2 separate regions of the Homo sapiens genome follow, and region 2 is linked to region 1. A link is a contact called in ENCODE Hi-C or POLR2A ChIA-PET data. All regions are on one chromosome and are shown on one strand. The core of a region is the stretch at or near the end of the contact, and the rest is flanking DNA. Distances in the headings are between cores, read along the strand shown.

Region 1 (6,200 bases), core at 3,604-6,103:
ATCCCTATAGGAACAATGGTGTCGAAATAATAACGCTACAGTTCCCGAGAAGGAGCAAAGTATTTGAGTAGCAATAACCACAGGGTGGGCTCCATGGAAGAAGTTATTTCATTATGATTATTATATTCAAATGAGTGTGTCTCAGTGATCAAGAGTTAGCAGTATTCTTTTCTTCACAAGAACCCCAAACTATAAAATGGGGTTGGGGGAGGAGCAGGGTTGAAGCCACAAATGTTTGGTGCCAATCAACTGCAATGAATTGTGAGATGCCAGGATGAAGGCAGCGATTTGGTACATTCAAATCTACCCTGAAAAGTGTTAAAATGGAGAGCGTGGCTGGAAACAAATGGGAAAGGAAGATTCAAAGGTTGCAAGTGGTGGTGGTGGAAAATTCTAATTAGACATTTACGTCAGCTTGCAAAGCTCCTTATTTTCCCCAAATGTTGGAGTGTTTCATGTTCTGTCAGATTTCCATTGAAAGTACTAAAAGGGAAGTTTTCTGAAAGTGTCCTCGAACTATCAGGATAGTGTTAAAAAGGTGGTAACAAAGGCATTTGCTCAAGCTTCCCCATCCCACACCACAGAATAAAATGAAACAAAAAAGACATAAAAAAGAAAAAGAAAGTGAATTTATGTGTGCCTGTGCATCCTCTCCAGCTCCTCCAGGGGCCTGTGAGGTTGATAAGAAACGCCTCACTCCTTTCGCTCGAGGTGCCCATTTCTGGCTACTCTGTGACCACTTGCACTGGCTTTGATTCCCTGGGGTAAGTGTTCATGATCGCAAATTTGGCCAAAAGATTTTTTCATTACCCTCCAACATTTCCTTTCACCTCCAACCTCCAGGCAGGGCCCTGGCTTTCCCTTTGGAGCCGGGAATATAAAGACGTGGGGCCATCGGGCTGACCCCGAGGGCCTTCTGTCAATCATGGCCTCGCCATCTCTGCTCCCTTTCACACCAGGCAGCTGGACCCATCGCTGTCAACCAGGTAACAACCCCCAGACAATAGCGGCCTGAAAGCCTGGTCTAGACACTCTTTTAGCCACTTATTTGCTGCTCTTGGCAGCTGTTGAAGCATAAATAAGCAGTTTGTAATCAGAAAGCTGACATCATCGCAGCTCGGCTGAGAGGGGAGATTGTTCCTGAGCACTGAGCGGGGTTTTTTGTGTGTGTGTGACAACAGATTCTGGGGTGGGGATGCAGATTTGTGCCATGCTAAGCTGGTCTTTCTTTGATTTACAGAAGACAATTGGATCAGGTCCCCGGCTCCAAGGCGCACCAGAATTATATTTTTTTTGTTCAATTCCTGATGGGCAGTAAAATTGAATAATAAATTGGGTGGAAATATGTTGTGGGCTGGGCCTGGGTGAGAGGACAGTAGGGTGGGTGGGAAGTTTGGACGTGAGGCATTTTCCAGGCCGGGGGATGTACATCTCATCAGCCCCTTGAAAGTGGTTCTGTCGCGTGGTTTGGGTGGGAGACACCGAGGAGAGGTTTGGTATTGGATGTATAGGTCTGCATGCTTTGAAAAATGAGTAGTTTCACAAAAGGCAGCAGAGAAGCGGGTGTGTTTATTCCTGCTTTCCAAGTGTGCATGTGTGTGTGTGTGTGTGTCAAGATCAAGTTTGCCATTCAAAGTGATTGGCAGTTATCCTCTTGAAAGGCAGTAGACATGAGCCATTTGCCAGAAACATTGACTCCATCACCTCTACAGCTGACTAGAACCTCTCGTAGGTGTTTTCTTCCCCAAGACTGACTTTGTTATTGGAAGGAACAGAGATGGCAGACGTTATTTATTTATCATAATTGATTTCTTATCATTGTTTTGGGGATATTCCCCAAGGAGAGAAAGCTTCTCTGGTTCCTTTTAACAGTGTGGTTCTGATTGCCCTGATGTCTGCCCACGACATCTGACTCAACATCTATTAGTACCTAGCAGCTGTATACACGCCAAGATGCCACAGAGCTTGCTACCTGAAAAGCCCATTCAGGTGGTTTTGCCCATCTCCAATTTCACTTACGAAAAAAAAAAAGTCCAGTTCCACAAAAATATTGACTTCCTATCTCCCTGAGGGTTTCTGGTATTAGTTTGCTCTAAGTAGCTCATGATTTAGAGTACAAAGGCATTTCCAGAGTGCATGTTTAACAAAATGACATAGCAGATAATTGAAATTTATTTGCAATTTTCAAACTACAATAAACACAATTCTCCTTTTCTTTCATTAATAATCGCACGGCTAATGCATAGCAATCCCTCTGCAGCTTTTACAAGCAAACTTGAGCTGCTGTGTTGTAATAGCTGGAAAAGTTAATGTAGCTTGAACAAGGTTTCTAATTGTCCCTGTCTCTGTCATATTTGTCTACTTGAATGGTCCTAAATACCACAGCGATTAATTACTGCAGAGCAGGTATTACAAGATGTTATCATCCTTCCCCAACTGTCTGGGTGAATGGAGAGAAGCGGGAGATTGTTACAGTGTTTCATCTTTGCTCTTCCTGTAAGGCACTTTAACCAGAAGATTTAACGTGTCAAAGTTAACTGCGTTCTCTAGCAGATATTCACATTCTAATTAAAGATTAAGAACGTAGTACATTACACTGTGATTTGTCATACATGGCTTGTTAAATAGGAAACCTACCGGGATTCCCTAACATTTTATAAACATTATTCAGGGCTTTTAATGTGGGCAAAGCGAAAGATTATTCAACTGCATTGCTGTATGGAAAGCAGGTTGCCCTCTGCTCCCCACTCCCCCCACCCCCGCCAACCCCCAGTAAATAATAAAATAAGACAACTTGGGCAGTTTGGAAACTGTTTTGTTGTGGAGATTTTGTTCAAGCCATGGATCACCTCTGGTTCGTGTTTGGTGGTGGAGGGAAGATCTTAATTACTAACCCTACGCATTTCTCTTTTTTTCTTTCTTTCTTTTTTTTTTTTTTTCTGGTTTTGCTTTTGGCTGTCAGCTAAGTAGAGGAAGGTAAGAGTCTTTGTTTGAATTAGAGTGCCAAAAGACGGAATAAAGATGAAACAGTGTTTCAGTATGCAGCCTGAGCTTTCAGCTGATTCTCGTAGCCCTGATCCTACCATATCCAGTACTAGTGGCACAGGACCGCTTCACATTCTATGATTGCCTGAGGAATAAATTAATGAGGTTACTGAGACACTGAACATTTGCATATTCACGGATGCTTATTAGGTAGAAAGTGAAAGCCAGGTGCACTGAATTTGGGGGATAGAGAATTTGTTAAGAAGTCACATCTTTCCGTCCTCCAGAAAAGGGGTGTCCTGTCACTAAAAATAATAGGCAGGCAAAACTCCTGCTTAGTGAATATCTGAACAATTATGATATAATGGAAAGATAAGGCAAAAGAGGGTCTTGCTTGAAAGCAACAGAGAAACCAAGGCACTGCCCTTGTTATAAGGAGACCTGGACGTGGTGGTTCTGGAGCATAAAGGAGGCACATGTTATTTGCTGTCTTTGGATTTTATGCTTTAATTATGCTGGTGGTGTACACAGCTGAACATGATGCCTTTGTACCTAATGCAAAATTACCAATTTAAGAAGACCTTTACATTTGTAAATATTATTATTGACAGGCCACCCATCCAAACTGGAACGGGGAAAAGCTTTTCTAAGAAAATGGTGTCGAAACCTGAATCACAGAATTAGGCTTGACTGTCTCTCTAAGGGACATCAGTACATGGTTCTGCTGTTGGTGATTTCTGCTGGGGCTGTGTGTGGAAGCACATTGTTTGAGCTATTTGTATCTCATTATTGTGAGAAGTTTTTATGCTGCTCTGGGTCATGGCTTGGAGACTGCCTCCTCAGAGCTTAAATGGGCAGATTTCATATTCTTCCCATCCTTGGGAATACTTCATAAAACAGAATTACAAGAGTCCATGTTTTTTTCGGAGCACCGTGCAGTGGGAGAGCCTGTCTTGCCTTTTTTTTTTTTTTTTTTTTTTGCTGTCGTTTTATACAGGTATTTTTTTTTCTTTCTATTTCTTTTTTCTTTTACTTTTTATTTCCTCTTTAAAGAAAATGATTGGCAGCACTCAACCTCAAGGAACTGATCTATCAAAACCAAGCTGGGATAAGTATTTCTTTGAGAAATAATATATATTTACCAACAGGCTCTATTCTGCCCCCTTGTTTCACAGCACCTTGAATATCACTTCCTTTTCCTGCCCAAAGCAGGAGGTAACCCTGTATTAAAAGCATAGTAGGTGTGTGTGTGTACAATACACACATACAGCACACATGTCTCTATTTAGAGATTCCATGATATGTGTTCTATATACACTTTACAGTCCCTTTTCTTAATGTCAAAAATATAATTTCCAGCGTCTAAAGAGTGTTTTCAAAGACTTTTGCCCTATTTTTTAAAATAGTGTCTAAATATGATTAAGTGTCTTCCCAGAGAAAAGTCAAAGAGGCTCCTAGTGTTAATTTCCATATTGCTTAAGACTTAAGCTTTTAATTTATTTTATCAAGGTTGAGGGAGTATAGTAATTGTTGGAACAACGCCCTTCCAAAAGAAATCGCCTGCACTTGTTTTTAAGTTCAATTTGTTTTCTCACACAGATTTTTGATACACTCTTAAATAAACTAGAAATCACAATTATTTTAATGTGGCAGAGTTGTAACCAGGAAATTGCATATATTTTCATAAACTAGGCTGTTATAGATTTATTAATATTTATTAATAACATTATTTTAAGAAATTTTTTTAACGTCTTTCAACCCTGAAAGGGCCTGCTTGAAACATACACGGCAGCAAAATCACTGGAGTCCAGGGTTTTTGTCACACACACACACAGCACAGATTTTTTTGATTATGTAGATTTCTTTTCCTACTGCAGTTTCATATGCAAAGCATGCATCAGCCACATCCATGCTATCTCCTAAAGCAGTCATTCTGAAACCCAATCTGGGGACAGTGCAGACTAAATAAAATTTCATTTTGATTTGGCCTCCCGCTGCGAATGGGACTGCTTTGTCTCAGCCGACAGAACCAGCAAGCCAGAAAGGTATGTCCTGTTTTGCATGGCTGATGGTGTGTCTTGCGGCTCACAATCAGGCCGCCTTGCTCCCGGCTCCTCCACTTCCTGCTTCTCTTTCTCTTTCCCCTTCCATTTGCTCCCGTGCTGCCTGCCTTCTACCTGCAGGGCACAGCCGTGGCAAACCCGCACCGATTGTTTACTTTGGCATATGCTTAATGGCGCGCGTGGCTGTTTGCTTTTTTTTTTTTTTTCACTGTCTTTGTTGGTGGTGGCTTTTCTTTTTTCTGTTTTGGTTTTTGTTTTGCTTAGCTTTCCTCGCCCACATTGGCTTTCCCTGTTTCTCAAGGTGTGGAATACTAAAATACTGACTGAAAGGAAAATTGTATAGGCGCTGCTGTGACGCTCCAGAGATTTTACTGGAAGATTTGTCATGCTGATTTTATTGTAAATTTGAAGATGCATTTAACAGCTTTGAAGGACCTTAGCTTCTGTGGCCCTTTGAGCCGCTTTGGCAGAAAAGCAATCGCCCATTTTAGAGAAGGGGGGGAAATAGAGAATAAAGACTCTCCTCCAATGGGACTGAACTGTTTTGCCATCTTAGTATGTTTTATAAAATGCATTGTGGTGTTTTCCTGAAGAGCTGCTAAATATGGCTCTGCTTTAAACAATGACCTTCATTGGGAGTCATCTCATGAGAGACTGGGTTGTGTCAAATGCTCTTCTTACACTTGTCCCACCTTTAGGAGAATGTACTAGCAATCAGGGACAACCTGCTGTGATGTTCTCAGAAGAAGCTTTAGATAAGATGGCGAAGCACCAGGGGACTGACAGTGGTGGGAGCTCAGTTTTCAAGCCCAAATTTCTCCTTGAAATTGTCATTGCCCTTGACCAATTCATAGGGTGCTATAAAGGAAAGAAGTTTTTTCCCTGGCTCACATATTGGCATATCATTAATCTAAATTAAATTACAGCAAACTGGTAAAAGTGGAGATAGAGTAAACGACAAATAAATTGCTTAAGAGAGGAGCAGAAAGGAAAGTTCACTCTGACTCTGGGGTTCTGCCTAAGTAATTCCACATAGGATATAGATTAAAAGATGAAAAGTACCAATTAGCTTCATAGGGACCTCACCCCACTCATCCAGAACAAAAACAAAATAAGTCACAACATGTAACTTTGTAGAGGGTCAAAAATTAA
Region 2 (6,210 bases), core at 942-3,441, 440 kb after region 1:
ACTAGCAGCTCAGGTTTCTGCCATGCAGCCTGGGCATTTCCATACCAGCCCGGTAAACACATCAGAACCAGATGCTGCTGCTGCTGCTGTAGGCTTCTACCTAGGAGGAAGGTGAAGGGGAAATATCCCAAGCCAGGGACTTGAAGTTCATTGTTCCAAACACTCCTTGTGTCCTGAAGAGCTAAACTATGGGACAATGAGCAGAGATGACCTACATCAAGATGAACTGCTGGCTCCTCCAAGTGCCCAGCTGCCTAGCCTGCCTGCTTCATGGTGACTAAAGAATCCCTACTAACTGCCCCCTCCTTTCTTCTCATGGACTGCAGCAGAAATTTATTCCCTTCCTCCCTCCAGGCCTCTTCCTCCTATCCCAGAATGAACAGGGACTTCCATTTGGGATAAGAAGGGGTGTCAATCAAGAGGCAAGGAGGGTTGGCAAATCATCTTCAGTAATAAATAAACCCAGCTACACAGTAGCCTTTACACCAATATACCGTTCTCAGTAACCTTTTCTTTTCAGTCACTTAGCTTATGACAAGCTAAAGGCATTTCAACCCATGAGCAAAAAGAAAATTCAAAACATAGGCCCAATTCCTTCTTTCTCTTTGCTGCCTGGGTTCCCCATTCTTCATTTCCTCACCTTCCAAACATCCCAATAGCCATTACCCCATCTGAAGAATTAAAACACTTGTTCCTTAAAATCGTCTAGGGTCTGCCGGATTATCAGAGTAATTGAAGACAGAAAGCACCCCTGCTCCATCCCAATTCTGCATCCAAACCAAGTACCATATATTGTGTAACCACCATCATCAGTTACACTTTGCGTAACTTGGCAGAGCCAGAAAGGAAGACTCCATTATTTACCAGCAGTAGCAATAAACTTTCTGAGAAAAATAAGTTCAACATTGACCATGAATACCTACTGGAGAACTCTTTGAAAACATTACCTGTTTTTTTTTAACCTCCTATTTTGGGGAAGGAGTGCGGTAAAAATATTAGGTAGCAGAATTTTAAAACAGCTTGATTACCTCATTTGGGTTTGGAGTCCTCAACTCCAGTCATTAGTAATAAAGTCATTAATAGTCATAATTGGTATTTAATTGCTTGATCTGATTGGTGCTTTATTCCTGATTCCATTTAGTTTCATGGAGAGGTACAGGTGGTGCAGTCAGTAAACGGAAGCCAGCCATTTGCAGGCAACTTTTCAAGCATAAGGGAAAGTACTTTTGTTATATTTGCAGACATGTGTCTCACACATTTCCCCCCTGCTTTTGGTAAACTATCTAAGAATAAACATTACAGATCTGGGCTTTAATTTCTCCAGATGGGATCATAAAGTACCTAGGAGGTGTGTGTGTATATATATGTGATATAGAATTGAGGTCACATGGCTGCTGTTCACACTGCAAGTCAAAAAGAAACTCAATGCTCAATGCGAACGCAGAAAGAACTCAACAACTGAACCGCCAGTGGAATCCAGTATCTGGGCAAGTTCACTTTATTCCTTCGCAGGAAGAGGGTCAGCGACGGCCAGCGAAAGTTTCCCCCGCTCTTTGAAGAGGGAGGTGACAAGACCTGCCAGACCTTCCCACGCGCGGGCCGCCTGGGTTCTGGGGCTTTCGTGACGTCTTCCCTCATCGCGCTCCCCACCCCCGAACACACACACACAGACACACACACACACACACTCTTCCTTGCTCGGGAAACTTGGCTTCAACCTGGCTCCCCCTTTCAAAACCCCCTGGAGAACTTCCCCTGCAGGGATGCCCTGCGCCCGCCGGCTGCGCCCTCCCTCTCCTCAGCCCTGCTCCTCCTGTCCGCTCCCCGGCGTTCTGGACTCACCCGGCACGGTCCTTCCATTCCACATACAGACAGGAAACCGGCCTCTTCGGGACAACATTTGAAACCACATTTTATCAACATCATCAAAGACCAGAGCACACACTTCGGGCTCTGAGCTCTGGAGCCCGCTTCTTGCAGAAAACCGGGTATGGGGGAAGGGCTGCAGGGGCGAGAAATCCTGCTTCCAACTGCGATTTCAGCTTTCTTATGGAAATGAACGCGACGGCCCGTTCGCCCCGAGCCTCCCTCCCGTTCCCAGCCCCTCTTCAGCTTACCCTTTCCTCCCGCTAACCCCCGCCCTCCCGGTCCCCGAGTTCCCGCGGCGGCCAGGCTGGTGGGGACGCACTCGCTCTGCGCCCGGGTCTCGGCGCGCGCGGAAACCCAGGCCGCGGGCTCCCCTCCGCCCCGCCGGCCCGCGTGCAGCATTAAATATTCATAGGGATGCTACTTTCTTAAAGGAGAACCTACCGCGCGGGAAAGTTCACAGCCAAGGAGAGGCACAAAAGAAGGTCTCCGCGCTGGTTCTCAAGGGCGAGGAGACGCATCCCTTCTTGACAGTGCGCCTCCAGACTGGCATTAAGGAGAGGACTAGGGAATGGGATCACCTATCGTCAAGTCACTTATTTTAGAGGGGTTTGGAGAAGAGGTGAACTTGGTGGTGGAGAGAAAGCGCGCTCCCTAATCACCTGTTAAACAGTTATTTTAAAATTAGCTGTCGCATCTGACGCCCTAGGGTCCCCAAGGGCCTTTTCATAAGGGAGTCTGTTTAACTTCACTGGCTTTGGGAGCGAGAAAGTTTGCCCTTTGTTTCTGGAAACACGCCCACGCAGTACGCTTAGGTAACCTTACACTGAACAATTTCCTTGGAGCGGCTAAAACCGCAACAACCAAACTTGCACCTGCGCCATTCTCTTAAAAACAGGGCAGCGGCTGTGAGCGCTGGGCCGGTAAGTAAGGGCAGAGAAAGGGGCTGTCGTGTGCGTCCCAGCTCTCCGACCCGCACGTCCGGGACCCCTTTCCGCCCGCGCACCGCGGTCACTTGCAGCCGGCGCTGGCTGCTTGAGCCCGCGGCCGGGTCGCCCGGCTTCTCTCCGGGAGAGTGGCCAGGGCCTAGGCGCTCGCTCAAGAGGGAGAGCGAAGGGAAAAGAAGAAAGTTCTCCGCCGGCCGCGCGCAGCTCCTCCCGTGAGCGCGCCCCAGCCCTGGGCCGGCCCGACCCGACCCGCGACGGGGCCACGCGTAGTGCCAGGCAACTCCTGTGCCCTGTGGCCAGCCCCGCGCGCGCACTCGCACTCACACACACTCATACTCACACCCCACGGTTCTTTTTGTTCCGGGCCAGGAGCACTTTCACAAGTGGTTAGAAAGTCTTGGGCGCCATCTAACGGGAGCAGCAAAAAGTTGACGCTGGGTGGAGGTTAGGCCCGACAGGAGCCCAGGATGGGCGGAGGAGATCCTCTCTCCCACTCTCTGCACTCCTGGGTCTTGACCCCCTGCTTCCCAATTACCACCACCAAAAACATACACACACACTCGAGAACTGAGGGGCCTCCGGAAACCTCCTTGCCCAGGGCCTGAGGGCAGCCCTGACTGCCCGCTCGGGGACCCTCCCCTGAGCCCCAGCCTTGCATGCCTTCGGGCGTTCCCTAAGGCGCACAGAAGAGGAAGGATCGTTTTGCGCCTGTCTTAATACGGACCCGGTGTCATGCAAGCTCTCGCTGGTTTTCCTTTGGCCTGTGATGGAAAGTCCGAAGAGGCCCGAGGCAGGCGCACCTGCTTCTGGAAAGGAACAGCCACGCAATTAAGGAGTCTGCAGCCAGAGGGGCTTTTAGAGGAGAGAGAGGGAGTTCAAAGAGGATAATGGCAAGGAAGCAATTGAGGACTTGGTCCAGCAGTGGCCCCAGGAGAGCTGAAACCTGCGGGTCTCCTGGGAGGAAGGGGTAGTGTCCTGAAGAACTGTCCTGGGGATTGGGAGCTGCTGTTTGGAGGACCATGACCAGTGGTGAAGCCCAGGAGAGACCTCTGGAGAGGACAAAGGAAGTTGGACACAGGACAAAGGCACCGGAGGGACTCACCCATCCAGAGGGACTGGAGCTTGAGGAGGCGCAGGCCTCCCCGCCAGGGTTCCCAGCCACCGTGAGAGCCAGTGGTCATGGGAGGTAATCGGGAACATGCACTCCTGTTGGATTAGGAGAACTGGGTGGAGTCTGAGAAGCTAGCAGAATGGGAGTGCCCCTGGCCAGATGTGAAAGCAGGAGAAGGAGGAGAGGTGCCAGTAAGGCCCAAACCTCTTCTCCTCTGACCCCACAGCTGCCATTGGCCCTGGAGTTGAACAGTGTGGGGGACCTATCTTTATGCCTTCAAGCAAAGGGTGAGGCATCCGGAAGTAGCTGGGCAGGTGGCTGATTGCAGGGGAAGATGATAGATCTCACCAGTCCAGGCTCAAAACTGTTAGAGGACTGAGGCCTTCTATCTGTCTTCCTGTGTTTATACGCAGATTAGAATACCTATTCTTTCTCCGTCACAAATGTTATGGAGGTAGAACACGATGTCAGATGTTCAAAACACTTTTTTATAGTAGTAAAATATGTATGACATATAATTTACCATTTTTACCCTTTTATGTGCATAGTTCAGGGCATTAAGTACATTTACATTGTTGTGCAACCATCACCATCATCCATCTCCAGAAGTTTTTTTATCTTACAGATCTGAAACTCGCTACTCATTAAGTAATAATTATAATTCCCATTTTCCCCTGCCCCCAGCCCTTGGCAACCACCATTCTACTTTCTGTCTCTAGGAATCTGACTACTCTAGGGACCCCATATTAGTGGAATCACACAATACTCATCTTTTTGTGACTGGCTTCTTTCACTTAACATCTTCCAGGTTCATCCATGTTGTAGCATGTAGCAGAATTTCCTTCCCTTTTAGGGCTGAATAAGACCCCATTGTGTGTATTTACTACATTTGGTTTACCCATTCATCTGTCCCCGGACACTTGAGTTACTTCCACCTTTTGGCCATTGTGAATGATGCTGCTGTGAATATGGGAGTGCAAATATCTCTTGAAGTTCTTGCTTTCCATTCTTTTCAGCGTGTACCCAGAAGTAGAATTGCTGAATCATAAGGTAATTTTCTTTTTTGTTTTTTGAGGAACTTCCATAGTTTCCCCCAGAAGCAGCACCATTTTTCATTACCATCAGCTATGCACAGGAGTTTTAATTTCTCCACATTCTCACCAACACACCAACACTTGTTATTTTTTGTTTCTTTAGTAACAGCCATCCCAGTTGGTGTGAAGTGATATCTCATTGTGGTTTTGAAACATTTTTTTTTTAAAGAGCAAATGTACAAATACAATGAAATAAGACTTGGCAAATTAGCTACAAGTTTTAGCAGAATGGAAATATCCCAATACTTATTTTAAATCTCTTTTAACTTTTGTTTTGTTGTGTTGTGTTTTTGTTTTGTTTTGTTTTGTTTTTGAGATGGAGTCTCGCTCTGTCGCCCAGGCTGGAGTGCAGTGGTGCAGTCTCGGCTCATTGCAACCTCTGTCTCCTGGGTTCAAGCAATTCTCCTGCCTCAGCCTTCCAAGTAGCAGGGACTACAGGTGTGCACCACCATGCCCAGCTAATTTTTTGTATTTTTAGTAGAGACAGGGTTTCACCATGTTGGCCAGGCTGGTCAGGAACTCCTGACCTCAGGTGATCCGCCCACCTCAGCCTCCCAAAGTGCTGGGATTACAGGCATGAGCCACCATGCCCAGCCTCTTTTAACTTTTGAATCTAGCTTTAGAAACAGGAGGAAGAGAAATGACAAAAATGGAGAGGTACACAGAACGAACACTATTGGATGATTATGTTTAAGCCCCTGGTTCTAATCAGAAGCTGGAAGTTCAAAGGGCTATATTATTAGTGAGTGCTCTTCCTTTCTTTATTTCTAGAAAGTAACCAGAGAGTCACCCTCTCTTAAGTGTAGAAGACAGAAAAAAAATGTTCCTTGTCTTCTTCCTGGATTCCTTGCTGTATTCAAATTGAAATGGAAAGAAATACTAGTGCCTTAGACATTGGCCATGTGGGTGATTGGTGGAAATCTTTGAAGTCCTTTTTCCTAGAAAAGGGCTGAGTAATAGCCACTGTGCAAGCAGGAAGGCTGTCATTCCATGCCTGGAATTCCCTGGTTTTGGAGCTCTCTCAGGGACAAAGTGCCCCTCTATCTCCTCACATGGCTGTATTTGCCATTACCCCACGCCAGGCTTACTTAGGATTTATGTGTAGTGTATCTACAAAATGTTCTATGATCCTTTTTTCCCCTTTTTTATATTAGTCATTCCTTTTTATAGCCTGGGGAGACAGGTTTGTGTT

What was found. A loop is a pair of places that touch in the nucleus more often than their neighbours do. ChIA-PET counts read pairs that join two places held with the same protein, here RNA polymerase II (POLR2A). Pooled maps may share reads with other maps.
Region 2: a loop to region 1 is called in a map of head of caudate nucleus, with 5 times the contacts of the local background. The contact joins the promoter of LINC01159 here to the promoter of LINC01102 in region 1. A Hi-C loop is called at or near these places in 4 of 168 maps with a recorded cell type or tissue (MCF 10A, dorsolateral prefrontal cortex, head of caudate nucleus and 1 more), 2 of 37 single-sample maps with no recorded cell type and 9 of 50 pooled maps. POLR2A ChIA-PET finds 5 or more read pairs at or near these places in 1 of 52 experiments (OCI-LY7).

Annotation. Positions count from the first base shown.
Region 1 is chr2:104,429,494-104,435,693 of GRCh38, forward strand. LINC01102 (long intergenic non-protein coding RNA 1102) reads left to right here and starts at 4,854. Exons shown (of 4, transcript NR_015399.1): 1 at 4,854-5,030. RefSeq lists an enhancer at 1-1,561.
Region 2 is chr2:104,870,404-104,876,613 of GRCh38, forward strand. LINC01159 (long intergenic non-protein coding RNA 1159) reads right to left here and starts at 2,192. Exons shown (of 2, transcript NR_110373.1): 1 at 1,843-2,192. It also overlaps a transcript of POU3F3 not described here. RefSeq lists an enhancer at 1,873-2,598 and a silencer at 2,904-3,013.